Regions from separate parts of the Homo sapiens genome. Here regions 1, 2 and 4 are each linked to region 3. The links are chromatin contacts, found by Hi-C or POLR2A ChIA-PET in ENCODE. All regions are on one chromosome and are shown on one strand. The core of a region is the stretch at or near the end of the contact, and the rest is flanking DNA. Distances in the headings are between cores, read along the strand shown.

The links. Hi-C counts contacts between places; a loop is a spot of excess contacts on that map. ChIA-PET counts read pairs that join two places held with the same protein, here RNA polymerase II (POLR2A). Pooled maps may share reads with other maps.
Region 1: a loop to region 3 is called in a map of sigmoid colon, with 5 times the contacts of the local background. The contact joins the enhancer-like site here to the promoter of FOXJ3 in region 3. A Hi-C loop is called at or near these places in 2 of 168 maps with a recorded cell type or tissue (aorta and sigmoid colon) and 3 of 50 pooled maps. POLR2A ChIA-PET finds 5 or more read pairs at or near these places in 5 of 52 experiments (HEK293, MCF 10A, WTC11 and 1 more).
Region 2: a map of dorsolateral prefrontal cortex shows a loop between it and region 3 (8-fold over the local background). The contact joins the enhancer-like site here to the promoter of FOXJ3 in region 3. A Hi-C loop is called at or near these places in 5 of 168 maps with a recorded cell type or tissue (PC-9, adrenal gland, dorsolateral prefrontal cortex and 2 more), 12 of 37 single-sample maps with no recorded cell type and 8 of 50 pooled maps. POLR2A ChIA-PET finds 5 or more read pairs at or near these places in 2 of 52 experiments (WTC11 and endothelial cell of umbilical vein).
Region 4: a loop to region 3 is called in a map of endothelial cell of umbilical vein, with 2.4 times the contacts of the local background. The contact joins the enhancer-like site here to the promoter of FOXJ3 in region 3. A Hi-C loop is called at or near these places in 4 of 168 maps with a recorded cell type or tissue (Calu3, PC-9, endothelial cell of umbilical vein and 1 more) and 4 of 50 pooled maps. POLR2A ChIA-PET finds 5 or more read pairs at or near these places in 6 of 52 experiments (Caco-2, MCF 10A, OCI-LY7 and 3 more).

Annotation. Positions count from the first base shown.
Region 1 is chr1:42,418,418-42,422,842 of GRCh38, forward strand. It overlaps RIMKLA (ribosomal modification protein rimK like family member A), which reads left to right. Exons shown (of 5, transcript NM_173642.4): 5 at 1-4,425. Among named protein-coding and RNA genes, the nearest start is that of ZMYND12, 35 kb to the right of the region's middle. Within about 2 kb of position 2,819, at least 8 of the 41 ENCODE cell types and tissues checked have a DNase peak (open chromatin) inside an H3K27ac peak, as active enhancers do.
Region 2 is chr1:42,257,952-42,261,909 of GRCh38, forward strand. All of the region lies in intron 4 of FOXJ3 (forkhead box J3), which reads right to left. Among named protein-coding and RNA genes, the nearest start is that of FOXJ3, 75 kb to the right of the region's middle. RefSeq lists a silencer at 1,493-1,542. Within about 2 kb of position 1,585, at least 6 of the 41 ENCODE cell types and tissues checked have a DNase peak (open chromatin) inside an H3K27ac peak, as active enhancers do; they include dorsolateral prefrontal cortex and gastrocnemius medialis, where a contact is called at or near this core.
Region 3 is chr1:42,333,574-42,337,922 of GRCh38, forward strand. FOXJ3 (forkhead box J3) reads right to left here and starts at 1,662. Exons shown (of 13, transcript NM_014947.5): 1 at 1,486-1,662. RefSeq lists an enhancer at 637-1,594 and a silencer at 1,179-1,698.
Region 4 is chr1:42,212,302-42,216,178 of GRCh38, forward strand. The region is part of intron 5 of FOXJ3 (forkhead box J3); the gene reads right to left. Among named protein-coding and RNA genes, the nearest start is that of GUCA2A, 49 kb to the left of the region's middle. RefSeq lists an enhancer at 2,257-2,551. Within about 2 kb of position 2,455, at least 10 of the 41 ENCODE cell types and tissues checked have a DNase peak (open chromatin) inside an H3K27ac peak, as active enhancers do; they include PC-9 and endothelial cell of umbilical vein, where a contact is called at or near this core.

The sequences.
Region 1 (4,425 bases), core at 1,569-4,068, 86 kb after region 3:
TCCAGCTAAAAGGAGATTCCATGACCATGGGGACCAGGAGAGGAGGAAAGGGAAAAGGGAAAGGTCTGGAATAGTTTTGTGAAAGAAATAAAAAATTGGGATGATTTGGAATTCTAGTAGGAAGGAGGAAAAAATGGCTCTTCTGTGGGCTGTTTTAATGAAAGAATCATGAATATGTATTGATCAGAGGTAGATGTCTTTGAAGCTGTTCTGCATAAAGATAATGAGATGCATGGATTTCCATCCACCCTGGAGAAGTGGGGGAGATGTGCTTCCTCCCTTCTTTAAATCCTGAGGAATGCTGGTCTTGAGAACACTGAATGCAAATCTGAGGAAGATGTAAGCGGCTGGCTGGGGAGTTTTAGGACCACCCAAATAAAAGCTGACCCTCCCAGAGGCTAATGAACCACAGTGCTGTGTGCAGGCATAGCCTTAGCAGGTCAGTTTAAGGAGTCAGGTCAGAGAATAAATCCAACCTTAGTCAAGTCACTACAGTTTAATATTTTCCTTTGCAACTGGAGGTAAGCCTGTTTGCCATTAGTCTGAGTGGATGTCTTGGGAAGGCCCCTGAAAATAGCCATATTTGTCACTGTCCCTAAAGTGAATGTTCATAGATCTGGGACTGTTTTTGACTGTACCTCTGAGACTCAAGATCAGGACAGATTGTTACTTTAAAATGTTACCTGGAAGACGATTCTTCTAAGGGCTATAATGTTATAATCTTTTCCTAAAACTAAATCATGCCTCCATTCCAGGTCTATGGCTAGACTCTGCAGCCCTCCCTCCTAAAACCACAGGGCTGAATGTGGAAACTTTCTTCTTTTAAGCCTTTCCATTTCCTTCTCTAGGTACAGCTCCTGTGCCAATATGCACTGTCTCAAGCCCTGTGCTGGCATTCCAACCTGGTTTGGTAATTTTGCTGTGAGGTTCATGTTCTCTGGGGCTCCAGGGCAACACTAAGAAAGTCGCTTATGATCCCCATTTGAGACCATGGAATTAGCATTTTGGAGACCAGTCTAGTCCCCCATTTCATAAGTAGGGAATCTTACTTAGTTCCAGAGGCCATGTTCACTTGCTAGTCAATAGCAAGGCTGGACTCAGGCAGTCTGATTCCTCATCCACTTTGGCATACTGCCAGAGGTAGCTCCATCCCTCCCTGGAATCTAGCACATGCTCCCATCCTGGGCCTACCCTCCGCCTCCTCCCCTTCTGATGAGCCTCTGTTCTGGATCAACACGGTGTTGATGTGCCAGCTGTCAAGGGTTCAGCACTTGGATGGCTTCTAGGTGAGAGCCCCAAAGGCATGTATATTTCCATGATGCAAGCTGGCTCATGGCCCGCACCGTCTTTAGACCAGCCAAGACCATTTAACTCTACCCCACACTTTCAGTGGTGGGATGTGAGGAAGAAAGCCCATGCCAAGCTAACTGAAAGCTTATTTGGCTCCAATTCGGCTGATGTTCCCTCACTGCAGAATGTCCTGGAAACCAAGGGTTTGCAGCTCCTAAACCTATTGCATTAGGCACACCCAAGAAGAAATCCTGTTCGATGCACATGCTCCAGTTTCAATCAGCAACAAGGTCAAAAGTTTCCCCCCACTTTCTGTTCCACAGTGCGTTCCCCTTGCAGCCAGACATTAGGCACAGATTCATCCCTATTGTAACCCAAATGTCAGCTGAGGGCTCCTTGCCTCTTGACATCCAGAGAGGTCTGATAACTGGGCTCTGTTTCTGAACCTCTAGATTTCTGTGATTTCTCAAAGACTTATATTTTTGCAGCCACTGCTGACTCCACACTTCTGCTACCTCATTTTAAATAGCGTCTTATCCCTGCAATGCATCAGCTGAGACATGAAGCTCAGTTTCCTCGCCCATTTCCACATAGCAAAATTCAAGCGAGTGAGTGTGTGTGCCTGCGTGTGTCTCAGTGACGTGGGAAGGAATGGCAGATGCTACAACAGTGCAGACTCGGCACCCCATTTATAGAATGTTCTTTTTATATACTATGGAGGAATCTCCACTCACCTTCCACTCCACGTGGTCCCTGTCTCCTGTCCTTGGGACAGAGCAGTTCCATTTATATTCTCACATACAACCAGATGGATAGCCATTCCTTTTCTTAATTTGATTCCTGCCAACACCCTAACCGTCATGACTTCACCTTTTACCATGGGTGGCTTATTAAAAACATTTTCCTGGACGAAGACAGTTCCCTCCCCAAGCGGAATTCGAGTGCCATCTCTTAAGGTGATGCATTTTTAATTCCCACTGCACAAGCCAGGCATCACAATGACCATATTCACCACTCGTTGTCAGGGGTACACCTTTTGGAAGGCAGCGTGGGCTAATGTGAATGGTACTAGTCTGAGTCAGATCCAGTTCAAATCCAGGTAACTTAAAGCTTGTGTGACCCAGGGACACTTTACTTCAACTTGTTAAACCTTAATTTTGTCACCTATAAATGTGATACATAAACAAACTTGAATGTGTCGCACTTAACCACATGCCTGGCTTTCCATAGGTTCCTTTCCTCTTGCTTCCCCCACTGTGAGCAACACAAGCATCGCCTTCTTGTGATCATGGCTCAGTGCCAAGGGATAAAAGCTGGCAGACAGCAGCTTTACAGCTGGGAAAAAGAGCTGCTGGGGGCAGGGCTGGCGGTAGCTCAAGCATGCTGTGGTTCAGGCTAATGACTGGAAGGTCCCATCCATCCTTGAGATTTTATGACGCTATGTGCAAGATCTAGCGAACGTATTTGGCTAAGAAAAATCCTGGAGGAGAGACTGCCTCAGACAACTGGGGGGCTGGAAAGCCGACCTGGAAAGCAGCCTGACCTTGGATGATTTAGCACCTGGGTTTTTTGGCTCTTCCTGTATTAGGTTTGCTGGCTTCGCATCAAATGGAAGGAGGTGGTGCCAGGGACGTGAATTAAACCTGTCAAATAGAGGGTGAGGGGAGTGCAGAAGGCTGGGGGAAGGAGGGGCTGTGTGGGGAACTCTGATAGTCTGACAGCACCATCTGGACTTGGCAGGGATGACAGCCCTGAGATCAGATGGAACTAACCAATAAAGCTGCTAAAATTCTGCTGTCCTGGGCCTATCCGGAGTGGGACTCCCGTAATCTCCTATTTAGAAGGAACACTGATCTGCAAGGGGAGAGCTGGGGCCCTTAATCATTCTGCAGAGCTGATAACGGTCACTGTGGAGGCAGGACTAGGCGGGTGCCTGGTTTGCTTAGTCCCACCTTGAGGTCCCGAGTTCCAGTGGTGTGCCGAAGTGGTTTGCACTGGCCCATGAGAGTGGATTGTTGAATTTCCAGGAATTTTGTAAGCTGGTTGGTAAACACAGCCACAGTGACCATTAGAGATTATATTAACCTGCAATTAAATAAAGTATGTTAAAAACAGTAATAAATACTCAAAACTCATCACTTCCTAATTATTTTACTATTATCTATGTTCTTGAGGATACTGACATCTATTGTATTGGTATGGTGTGCTACAATATAATGGCGTGCTATTGCACATCTCTTCCCAACCTGAACATTCAGTGACATCACATCAGTAGCTGGGGAATCGGCCCTATTGAGAGTATTTACACCACAGAGATTGGCAAACACTCTATATCAAGACCCCCCTCCCCGAGAGCTGGTTGTTAAACATTTGTCAGCACACCACTGCTGCTGGGAGACAGAGAGAAGAAACTGATACACGTGAGCACTGAAACATCTTAGTTCCAGGGAGGTAGCATTTGTGTTGTATTTCTCAGAAGCAAGTGTCCTAGTGTAATGTGCACAAGTGGCATGAAGTTTAACACCTAAAAGACTGCTTCTCTGCTTGTTCTGTCTAACTTCTGTGATTTCAACACTTGAGAAAGATGTTTACTTTGCTACTAAACTTATTGGAGTGATTTGTAAAGTTCACTGTCACCTGTGGGCAGTAGTTCAGCTAAATTCCCTCCAGGAAAGTGGACTGTAGCTTTTCCTGCCTAACTGGCAAAATGAAAATATGCTGAAAAGAATACATCTTAACTAGGCACCAGAATAGCTCATTTCCAAGTGGTTTATACAGCAATAACAGTGTTAACTTCTCCAACAGAGACGAAATCATTTATAAATGATTGTTTTGCTGTTTTTGCTTTTTATTAAAATTATTACTATGGAACAGAATGCTTTGTTTGCCTTTGTCTCCAAAATTCTGTGCCTTTTGGTGGTTCTTGTAAAGTAAGAATCACATGCTGAATCTACATTTTATTATTTTCATATCATAAAATGAGGAAGAGCCTTCACAGAAGAAACTTCACCCTATTCACTTGCACACCAGCTGCGTTCTGAAAAACTATAATTTTCCTTTCAAACGCAGAGTGCCGTCTGAATTGTAATACTGCCAACTCTCAACTGTCAAGATGATGGAGGAAAATACTAATGC
Region 2 (3,958 bases), core at 335-2,834, 76 kb before region 3:
AAAAAGCCATTACCTGATTAAGTACAAATAAACCAAAAATGCTAATATTAATTTCAGACTCCTGGGGAGAGCAGTCCCTGTCATAAATAGCTAAACATTCCAAATGGTGAAATCTATTACTATTGCCAAGTATATGCCCGTTGGTAAAGGGAATCATCATAGACAATTCTCTGCTCTTCCTTAGCTTTCAATGCATATTCATCTCAGGAGCTGGATTCCTCTTGTCCCTGACTTCTTTGGCTTTATACCATGCCTTCATCTTTTATTTTTTTAACCTCTCCCAGTTTATTTTGGCAATCCAACTTCAAAAGATTTGTTTGCCTTGTTTTCTCCCAACTTCTTAGGATGCTGTTCCTGGTAACTGCTCAGGCACAGCATTTGCATGCACCACAGATCTAGAGCAACCATACTTGGAGTTTCAATCCTGCTTTATAACTGTTCCCCAAACATAGTTAAGAATAGCACCACTTTCATTCTCAGAAGTTTCTAGCTTGGACAATAGGTTAAATAGCTACTGAGACCACAACACACAGTAAGTACTCAAAGGCAGTCTGCTTGTCTGGCTAGTTGACCGAATGAACATGTGGATAACAACTATTCCAATGCCTGCTTAGGTCCTTGAAATACCCTTTTTGAACAAATACAAGTTTTTATTACTTTTAAATACATTGATCATCAAATTAAGCCTAGAGTGTTAAGAAATTTACTCTTAATGGATTAAAATATGTAATTGGCATATTGACTGTGGTATAGTAAACAATTCCCCTAAATGTTAAAGATACTTAAAAAGTACATCCTATTAAGGGATTAACAGACATATCTTGCTTTTAAATCATAGTGCCAATCAATCCTTTTAGAAACTTTAAGTTAGAGATAAAGTTTTACTATATCATAACGAATTCCCAAGAAACAGATGGCTCACCTACATAATCCACTCACAAGGCAGCTTAACTTGACTATTATGTTACTACTTGAGTGTTATAGCTCAATATCTGTCAAGTCTAAGCCGAAAAGAAAGTAACTTGATGGTCAAATGATCATACAACTAACAAAAACATGTCTTTCAAATAGTGATTAAACTCTGATAAATCCGTGTGATGGAATATATGCAATGAAATGAAACAAAACTGCTGATATGCACAACGACATGGATAGCTCTCAAATACATTATACTAAAGCAAAAAAGCCAGACTCAGAAGGCCATGTACTATATGAGTCCCATTTATATGGCATTTTGGAAAAGGCAAAATTATAGGGACACAAACAGATCAGTAGTTGCAAAGGCCTGGGGATGAGGGAAAGGGCTGACTACCAAGTGACAATCTGGAATACTGTTCTCTATTTTGATTACAGTGATGGTTACGCTGTGTTTGTTGAAACTAATAGAATTACACACCAAAGAGTAAATTTCACCATATATAATTTTTTTTAAATTTCTAGGTATAATGTTATTTTTTTAAAGTAGTTTAGATCTGGAAAAGAAAAAAGAGGCCAACAACAACAAAATGTTCTCTTCCAACTTTAAAAAGAGAACAGAGAACACTGTATGTCTCAACAAAAGGCAGCTGCAACCACACTGCTCAAACAGTATTAACGTCAGGGCTCTAGGCCAAAACTTCTTTCAGCTTCTGCAGTGTTATCTCCCTGAATCAGACTCTCACTTCTATCTAACTCAATCTTTCTAATCTTCTGAATACCTTAGCTTTCTAACCTTGGTTTGTCTAATGGAATGCCTCACATTCATAATTCACCTCTGTCTCGACAATCACTCAATGGCACTAATCCATTTCTTCACTCTTGGATCTCACGTTAGTACTTATATTAATTCCCTTAATTCCTGATTCTACCCAGCTTTGCTCTGACTCGTCCCTCAGCTAAACTTGATCATATCCTCTTCCAGCCTTCAACTCGAGTTCTTATCTACCATGAGTTAAAATGACAAATGCTAGCAACCTCATCTATTCAAGTGCTTCAGAAGTGACAAACTCTAAAGTCTCCCTTGGGAAGCTGTATCAGTGTTTTTTCACTTCAATAAATATGACATTCTTATTTCGGTCCAACCAAACTCTTGCTTATCCTTCAGTCCTACTTCCTGTTTAGTTTGTACAGAAACACAGATAAACAGTCATCATCTTCTTTACAAAAATCATGCATTTACTTAAGACTAGCATTAAAATTATACTCTTATCTTCCTTCTTTAAGGTAATACCTACGACTCCTACAACACTGTTCATCATTTAATGTTATATTTTATGTTCCCTCAAACCTCTCCAGTTTTTCTACATATTTTTTAAAGAAAATGACCAAAATGGGATACCAGAGATTAACAAGCAATTTACAAATAAATATAACATAATACTAATATAGCCCCCCCAAAAAGAATACCCTTTGAAAAGAAAGATCAGTCAACTATGTTATGGTCCCTTATACTAAGCTACAGAATAGGAATAGAAAAAAATTCATAATTTGTGAGACGTGGTGGCTCACACCTCTAATCTCAACACTTTGGGAAGCCAAGGCAGGATGATCACTTGAGGCCAGGAGTTCAAGACCAGTCCAGGCAACATAGTGAGAACTCCATCTCCACAAAAAATTTCAAAAACTTAGCCAGGCATGGTGGCATGTGCTGTCATCCTGGCTACTCTGGAGAATCACCTGAGCCCAGTAGGCTATGAGAGCACCACTGCACTGGGCAAAAGGGCAAGATCCTGTCTCAAAAGAAATTTTTAAAGAAAAAAAAATCACAATCCTGTAAGTTTCAAAAGTTAGTCTCTTAGCAGTGAATTTGTTATTTCCTCACAAACCAGGAGAACCCAATCTCTATGGTCACTGAGGCTTTACAACTTCCCATTCCCAGGCAAGACAAAGATTCCCCAACCCCTACACCCCTAAAAACTCTTCTATGAATTAACTGTAGTTATTTCCCCAGGATAGTCAGGTGGCCTTCATGTGGTTTTAAACTTCTTAGCTATTTTCTCAGTTCTATTAGAGCCCACTGCTACTAAGTTTAGATAACTGTTGAAACTAAGCCCTATAATCCTTTAGTTCCTTTCAAGTCAAAGATCATTTCTCTGAACTGAAGAAAGGGAAACAAAATTGAGAAAAGGTTAAGCTGAAAAGCAGAGAAAGAAAATTATATTTTTTAAACTATATTTAGCCAGTAATCTGCTTTTCCCTGATGTAAATATTTACCTTTAAGATAATTAAGACACATGTATGAATTACACAATAAGACTTATAACCCAAAGAATTTAAAAAAAAAAAGACAAATATAGAGAAAACAGAACTAATGAAAAGAGAAGAGACAAAAGACGGGATTTAAAAAATGGAGATAGACTGCAGAATGTATAGACAGGGTAAAAAGGGTATAATCAAGAGAAAAGAAAAACAAATCTGTCCCCAAAAAAGCAGCAAAGTGGATGCAAAACTGAATTTCATTTTGTGTGTGTGTGTGTTTTTTTTAATAAAGTGGTAACATAGCTGCTTGAAATTAGTTGTAAAGAGGTGAGAAAAATGAATCTCAGACCACCAATGTACATAAAGGGTACCAAATTTTAAGGGCTTTTACGACACAATCTTCTTGAAAATGAAGGATTAAGTAAGGAATAGATAGCCACATAAAAACATCTATGATTCAACAATACACTTCAAGATTAGGTTGTTCTTCACACCTCTCTGGTAATACAATGAACAGAAAGCTGTATCGTGAAAATACAGAGAAGATGCTATACGAGCTACTTCTACCTCTTGACCTAAGTCATGGCAGCAGCTAGCAAAATCCTAAGGGGTTATAAAGTCCGTCCCATACCCAAGACCAAAATCTACTCCCACCCCAACTTCGCTCAATGGTTTTCTCCCACTGTGGTGAGGGTGGTTTTGGAAAAGCTCCTCAAATGTCAGGAAACACTGTAATACAAAAAGAAACAACAATTCATAAGTACCAAAACTTAACTAACAT
Region 3 (4,349 bases), core at 412-2,911:
TCAGAAAAAGAGAGGAGTTACTGCTTTTCTATAAATATTTGCTAGGGACCAGGAGGAATAGGCTTCTCTCACTGTTATTGCGGGAACAATCTGTGGTCTCAAAACAGCAAAACAGAAGATGGAAACCCTAATCTGGAAGAGACATTAAGAAAAAAACTACTCAAACCATGTTTCAAACCAGTTTCAAAAAAAGAGTGTGCAATGGGTACTCAACAGAGTAAGAGGAAAAGTGAAGTAAAAGAGCTTCTACAAAATAAGTGACTAGGTGAAACTAGTGCTGCCTTGTGAGAAAAAGAGCTATGCATATAACGCTCCTATGACATCACGCTTTTTCACTGGGAAACAAAATAGAAGGAAGAAAACACACACAAATAAATCTCAGAAAAAGACCAAAAAGGTGCCCACCAATCTCTAACTCCTTCAGGAATTAGAGTGAATGGCTCTAACTCATTCAGGAATCCAACCAGGGACAACACAGACGTGGAATGCACCAACACGGAATAGTAAAACCTTTGCTAACCAGACACACAAAAAGTAAAACAGAGAAATGAAAACTATACACCTGAATGCATCGGTAGCAAGCGCTTATTCTCTATAATTAAGCAACAGAGAAAAGAATAAGAGCAGCTAATGGAAGAGGAAAAAAGATGTTAATGAAACTAAGCCCTGTTATGTCCCCTACTGGCCTCAATTTCAGAGTACAACTCTCGATTCTTCATCTAACCAACAGCCGGCCTCGGCAAAGCAAACTGACCCTAACACCTTCCACGCCACCCGGAGGAAATCACAGAGGAAAAACCATCCCGTTAACCTCCCTCCTCACCAGCTGCAAAAATGGAGCTGGGAGGGGGGGCGGGAGACACTCTACCACGTGGGCAGGATGCAACACACACAGGACAGCAACACGTCCGCATGGAACGGCTGCCTTTGCCCTAATCCCAGCAAAGGACACAGACACAGGATGGGCGGGAACGCAAGCACCCTCGCATGGGCCTCCTCTCCCCAAAGGGCCACTCCAAGGCGTGAGGTACAGCCCGCCCTGCCGGCAGAAAAGCGCCCCCAAGCTTAAAGGGAAGAAGCCGCAGAGTGCCGGGGTCGGGGGCTAGCCCAGGCCAAGGGACAGGTCATGGAGGGAAGGAGACGGTCGCTGCCCTCGGACTAGGCGCCCCCGGGATCCACGTCTGGTTCCCCGGTGCCCCGCCTGGGGGAGGGGCGGGAGACGCGAAGCCGCTGCTTCCCAGCTGAGGGGCAGCAGCAGCTGAGAAGCGCCGCGGGGGAGGGAAGGACCCAGCCCTCGGCGTCCGCCAGGCCCCAGCCGGGGCCCAGGCCCCCTGCCCCACCCGCCGCCCACCCCGCAACGCGGCTGCGGCTGGAAGAGAGAGGGCGTCTCGCGGAGGACAGCCCCTGCCTCCGTCCCGGGAGATGCCACAGCCCCGCCTCCTCGCCCGCCGCCCAGGCCCGGCCGCCCTGGCGGGGGGCACTTACCTCAGGCTGCGCAGGCCGGGACGGCCCGGCCGAGCCCCCGGCCGCTCCGTGCGTCTCCGCCCCCCCGGGAAAGGTCCCAACGGTGCCTACTGCGAGCGGTCGAGGCCCCGAGCAGCCCCGAGAGCGGCGGCGGCAGCAAGAGCAGCCAACATCCGGGGCCGCGCACCCGGAACTACTTCCCGACCCGCATCCCCCGCCCGCCCTCGCCGCCACCGCCTCCTGCGGCGTCGCTGCGCCGCCGGCCCGGCGTCAGCGGCGTCAAGTCCCTGCGCGGTCACGGTCGCTTCGACGCACGCAGGATCCCTCCGCTGGGACAAGTAGTGCCCTGAGACTCCCGAGGCTCTGCATCGGCGCAGCCGGTGTCATCTAGCGGCCGGCAGTTCCGAGCGACTTGGGGTCCTTGTGCCTCGGAGTGGCGTCTGGGAGCAAAGGCGGCGGAGGCAACCCCGCAGTTGAGGACAGTAGGGATCGGTGGCTTTGGACCCTGCCCACGGATACCTGGGGCCCCATGCCCCGAAGGAATGGTGCCTTCTGCCCTCCCCCGCCCCCCAACATCCGCCACCTCACCGAAGCGCCCGGCACCTTAGCCTCCTCTCCAGGAAAGCGGACGCCTTTTCCGACCTGGCACACCGCGGATTCCGGGACCCCCAACAAAGGCGCCTTGGACCTTCAGGACACCCCTCTTTTCAGAACTTCATGAGTCCCAGGTGCTAGACTCATGTCTGCGGAGGCCTTTCCCGTGCCTGGTCTTTCTTTCTTTCTTAAAGGAGTTGGACCTCTAAAGGCCCTTCTAATTCTCAAGGTAGCTACCCAGGTTATGGTACTACTATCAGTAGGTGGAGCGTTTAGAAGGGTAGTTTGGTCGACGAGTGAACTTTGGAATTTACTTCTACGTCAGTCTTCACTGATTCTTTCTCTAAACTATTAGCACTGATAATCTGCCCTATAATTTCACACTTAATTACATTCCAGTGTAGTATTTGCTGTTGCTTCATTCGCGTTAGTCACATATTCCCCTGCAGCGCCAAACACGCTTTTGAACTCACAATGGGTGGCTCAATATTTGGAGACTTAGATATTTGTTAGATGAATACTAGGCTGATTGGATGAGAGGAAAAGGAGAGGCATGAGTGAATTGGCCCTGGGTACTTTTTTGACATAGTCTCAAAGGGTTCAGATAAAGACCTCCAGCAGATCTGAGCACACAATTCCTTCAGTAAACATTGAACACCTGCCGTTTGGTCAAGCATTTCTAGGCACTGGAGATTCAAAGTATTCACATATTCCTTTTCTTTATAAGACTAGCAAGATTCTGAAGATTCATGTACTCATTCACTCAACAAATATTTGCCAATCACTACTAAGGTTGCCAGACACTATTTTAGTGCTTGGGATGTATCAGTAAACAGAAGAGAGAGAGAAAACAAATACCCTTCCCTGTTGGAGCTTTCATTCTAATATAAGGAGAAAGATGATAAATGTAAGAGAATTATGTAATATGTTAGAAGGCATATGGGGAAAAAAAAATACACCAGGGTAAGGGGTATGAGGAAAACTGGAGGAAGGGGGTTTGCAATTTTTTTTTAAGAGGGAATCCTGCTCTCCCGCCCAGGCTGGAGTGCAGTGGCGCGATCTCAGCTCACTGCAACTCCCGGGTTCAAGTGATTCTCCTGCCTCAGCCTCCTAAGTAGCTGGGATTACAGGCGCGCGCTACCACACCCGGCTAATTTTTGTATTTTTAGTAGAGATGGGGTTTCACCATGTTGGCCAGGCTGGTCTCAAACTCCCGAACTCAAAAGTGATCCGCGCTCTTCGGCCTCCCAAAGTGCTGGCATTACAGGCCTGAGCCACCGCGCCTGGCCTGCAATTTTAAATAGAGCCGTCAGCATGGGCCTCATTTATAAAATGACTTTAAATCGGAGACCTGAAAGAGCTGAGGGAGTCAGCCATGCAGTTGTCTGGGGAAGAGTGTCCCAGGCAGAAGGAACAGCTAGCTGGTGGAAAGGCCTGGAGACAAAAGCCTCGGGAAGTGTTAAAAATAATGAGAAGGCCAGGACGGTTGGAGCCGTGAGCAAATGGGAGCCTAATGAGGAGATAAGATCAGAGAGAGGGGTCTCAAGTAGGGAGCTGTAGGAATCTTGGCTGAAACAGAACCACTGCTGGGCTTTGAACAGAGGAGTGATAGGATCTGACTCGTGCTTTCAAAAGATCACTCTGGCCGCCGTGCTAAGAGCAGAACTAAGAGGACAATGGTGGAAGCCAGAGGCTCCATTACCCAGGTACAGAATGATGGCTTGAACTAGATAGTAGCAATGAGTAAGATAAATAAGATGCAGTCTCAGCCGGGCACAGTGGCGCTTGACTGTAATCCCAGTTATTAAGGAGGCTGAGGCAGGAGGATAGGATCACTTGAGCCCAGGAGTTCAAGTGCAGCCCGGGCAACACAGCAAGCCCCCATCTCTAAAAAATAAATAACGTACAGTCTGTCTATGGTCTCCCAACACTTAGGCAGAGGCGGAAGATTGCGTGAGCACAAGAGTTCAAGACTAGCCTGGGCAACATAAGGAGACTGTCTCTACAAAAATAAAAAAATTAGCCGGCAGGGTGGTGTGCATCCTTGGTCCCAGCTATGTGGGAGGCTGAGATGGGAGGATTGGGCCCAAGAGGTCAAGGCTGCAGTGAGTTGTGACTGCGCCACTGCACTCCAGCCTGGGTAACAGAGTGAGACCCTGTCTTTAAAAAAAAAAAAAGAGAGAGAAACTAGACTTAGCTCCAAGTCTGGAGCTTTTGGGGTTTTCTTCCTTTATAAAAATTTTTTAACTTTATAGAAATGGGATCTCACTATGTTGCTCAGACTTGTCTTG
Region 4 (3,877 bases), core at 1,205-3,704, 120 kb before region 3:
GTGAAAATGCAACAGAAAAAATTTAAAAAAACAATTCAGGATATGAAGGAAAAATTTTCTAAAGAGACAAGTATTTTAAAGCAAAGCCAATCAGAACTTTGGAAATAAAAGACCTATTTAGAGAACTACAAAATGTGGTAGAAAGTTTTAACAACAGACTAGACCAGGTAGAAAAAAATAATTTCAGAGGTCGAAGACAAGGCTTTCAGGTTAACCTCATCAGATAAAAATAAAGAAAAAAAATGAAAAGAAATGAACAGTCTCCAAAATATATGGGATTATGTAAAAGAGCCAAACCTAAGAATCATAGGTGTTCCTAAGGGAGAAGAAAAAGTTAAAATTTGGAAAACCTATTTGAGGAAATAATTAAGGAAAATTTCCCTGGTCTTGCTAGAAATACAAGAAGCTCAAAGAACTTCTGGGAGATTCACTGCAAAAAGGACATCACCAAAGGCATGGAGTCATCAGATTATCTAAAGTCAAAGTGAAAGAAAGAAGTCTAAGAGCAGTTAGACAAAAGCATCAGGTAACCTATATAAGAAAACCTATCAGACTGACAGCAGACTTCTCAGCAGAAACCTTACAAGCCAGAGGGCTTGCGGTCCTACCTTTACTCCTTAACATAATAACTGTCAGCCAAGAATTTTGTATCTAGCAAAAAAAAAAAAAACAAAAAAAAAACTAAGTTTCATAAGTGAAGGAGAAATAAAGTCTCTCAGAAAAGGAAATGCTAAGGAAGCTTGTCAATAATAGGCCTGCCTACAAGAAATGCTAAAAGGAGTTCTTGAAACAAAAGGTTGATGCGCAAAAGAATAGAAACTCCTGAAAGTATAAATTTCACAGGGCTTGTGAAACAATAACACAAGGAAGAAAACAAAGTCACTATGTAACAATCAACAGCATGACTGGAACAGTCTCACATTTCAATATTAATGTTGAATGTACATGGTCTAAATGTTCCACTTGAAAGATATACACTGGCTGAATGGATTTAAAAAAAATCACAAACCAAGTATCTGCTGTCTTCAGAAGACATACCTAACATGTAAGGATTCTTAAAGACTCAAGATAAAGGAGTGAAAAAAGATATTTCTGGCAAATGGAAGCCAAAAGCAAGCAGGAGTAGCTATTCATATATCATATAAAAAAGACTGTAAAACAACAACAGTTAAAAAAAAAAAAAAGACACGATTATATAATGATAAAAGGACCAATTCAACAAGAAGATATAACAAACCTAAATATACATGCACCTAACTCCAATGCTCCCAGATTCATAAAATCACTAGTACTACAGCTAAGAAAAGAGACATGGTACACATACACAATGGAATATTATTCAGTCTTTAAAGAACAGGAAATTCTGTCTAGGGGGTATTATGCTAAGTGAAATAAGCCAGCCACAGATAGAAAATACTGTATAATTTCACTTACATGTGGATTCTAAAAAAAACCCCAAACTCATAAAAGCAGAGAATAGAATGGTGGTTACCAGAAGTGGGAACAGGCAAAGAGGAGACACTGGTCAATGGGTACAAAGTTCTGGTGTTCTATTGCACATCCCAATGACTACAGTTAATAATATATTGTATATTTCAAAATAGCTGAGAGGATTTTAAATGTTCTTACCACAAATGATATCTGAAGTGATAAACTAATTAGCCTAATTTGAACATTCTACAATGTATACATGTGCTGAAACATCACACTGTACCCCATAAATATATACAATTATTGTCAATTAAAAATAAAATAAAACAAAGTAAAAACAAAGGAATACTCAATGGTGACTAATAAGAAAGGTGACAGCTTTGGTATGAGGCACTGTACTCCCACATAGCTTCAACTATTACAAAACAGTAAATTAAACAAACAAAAAAAAAGCTTTTAATTATTTTTTCATGAATACTTCAGTTTCAATAGAGAGAGTAAAGGCACTCTCTTCACATACTCTGACATTCACTCAATAGCATGGTACATATTTTTATTTATAGGTGCACTGATTCTATATTCTTAATAGGCAAAAAGTAGTCTGATCGGTAAAGCCAATAGATCCAGGCATCCCAAAATGTATTTGGATAATTTATTACAGCAGCCATCAACCGAAATTCTGGACAAAGAAAGTATCGATGAATCTAATCTGGTGGCACCAGTTAGCTCAAGAAAGGTCCTTTCTGGAGTTCCCTAATCATACCCATTTGAGTTCCACTTCCTGTTTGGCAGTGTGATACCCCTATAGACCAACCTTCTGCTGATAACTATAAAGTATTATGGTGAGAAAAAAAATAGCTTTCTGAGCATTCCAAAGGGTAAATACAATAGGCAGGTTGGGAAGGTAAGTCAAAACTTGGGAAGAATGTGGGTGAATTTCCTGTTTTGCTGCAGCTTTGCCCCAAGATTAGGCAATAGATGTGGAGTGCAGACAGCTAAAGCTGTTCTTCCGTCAGGAGGAACTAGGGCAAAGACCCAAGGTAAACACAGCCAGCCACCAGAGAGAAAAGGCAATCCTGTAAGAGAGAAAGTTGAAAGACATAATACATAATCCTGTGTATAACACAGCACAAATGTGCCAGGCTGAGGCCTGAACCATGCATATACAGATCTGCATCAAAGTAGAGGCTTAAGGATCAAATTGAAATTGGAACCACTACTCACAAAAGGTGAAAGAGAAAGCTTACAGTGTAACACAGTTAAGCCAGCTAAAGTACAGATATCAATATTCTATAGATTATTATAGAACCCAGAGTCTATAAAAACATAATATTCACAATGTCTAGGACACAATCCAAAATTACCTGGCACACAAGTAACAGAAAATACAGCCCATTCTTGGCAGAAAGGGAAATCTACAGATGCCCACTCCAAAAAAGACTGAGTTGCTGGAATTATGAGACAAGGATTTTAAAACAGCTATTATAATTATTTATGCTCAATGAAATAAAGTTAAAAAAAACTTGAATGGAAATATAATAAAGGAAATCTCAAGAGAAAAATAAAAAAATCAAAATTTTAGAATGGAAAAATATCCAAAAGAAAAATATATCAATGGATGGCCTTAATATTGAAATGGAAATGAATAAGTAAAGAATCAGTAAACTTAAAGGCGGATCAGTAACCAATCTGAAGAATCAAAAGCTTATGAAAAAAAGAACAGAGCCTCAGAAAGCTGTGGGACAATCTCAAAAGGTCTAATGTATATCTGTGATTTCTGGAAGAATAAAGAGAGAAAAGGGCAGAAAAAAATAGAAGAAATAATGACTAAAATCTTTGAAAATTTAGTAAAAGACAAATTTAACAAATTCAATTAGCTCAGTAAACCCCAATAAAAATAAATGGAAGGAAAAACCACACTTAGATACATCATAATCAAATTCTTGAAAATAAAGATAGAAAAAAGCTAGAGAAAAACTACATATCACATGCAGGTAAACATCGACTAGGAAATGACTGTGGATTTCTCATCAGAAATGATGGAGGTCATAAGACAGTGAACATCTTTAAAGTGCTAAAATAAAACAGAATTATCAATCCAGACTGTATATCTAATAAAAAATACTCTTCAAAAATGAAGGCAGGCTGGGCGTGGTGGCTCACATACCTAGCACTTTGGGAGGTTGAGATGGGAGGATCACTTGAGGCCAAGAGTTTGAGACCAGCCTGGTCAACATAGTGAGACACCCATCTCTAAGGGGGAAAAAATTTATATAACATATCATATACATATATATGTGAAACAGAAAATTTTTTAAAAATGAAGGCAAAATAAATACATTTTCAGGGAAAGAAAAACTAAGTGAATTTGTTGCTAGGAGACCTGCACTATAAGAAAGTTCTTTAGGCAGGGGGAAATTATAGCAAAGAAAAAACCTGGACCTTC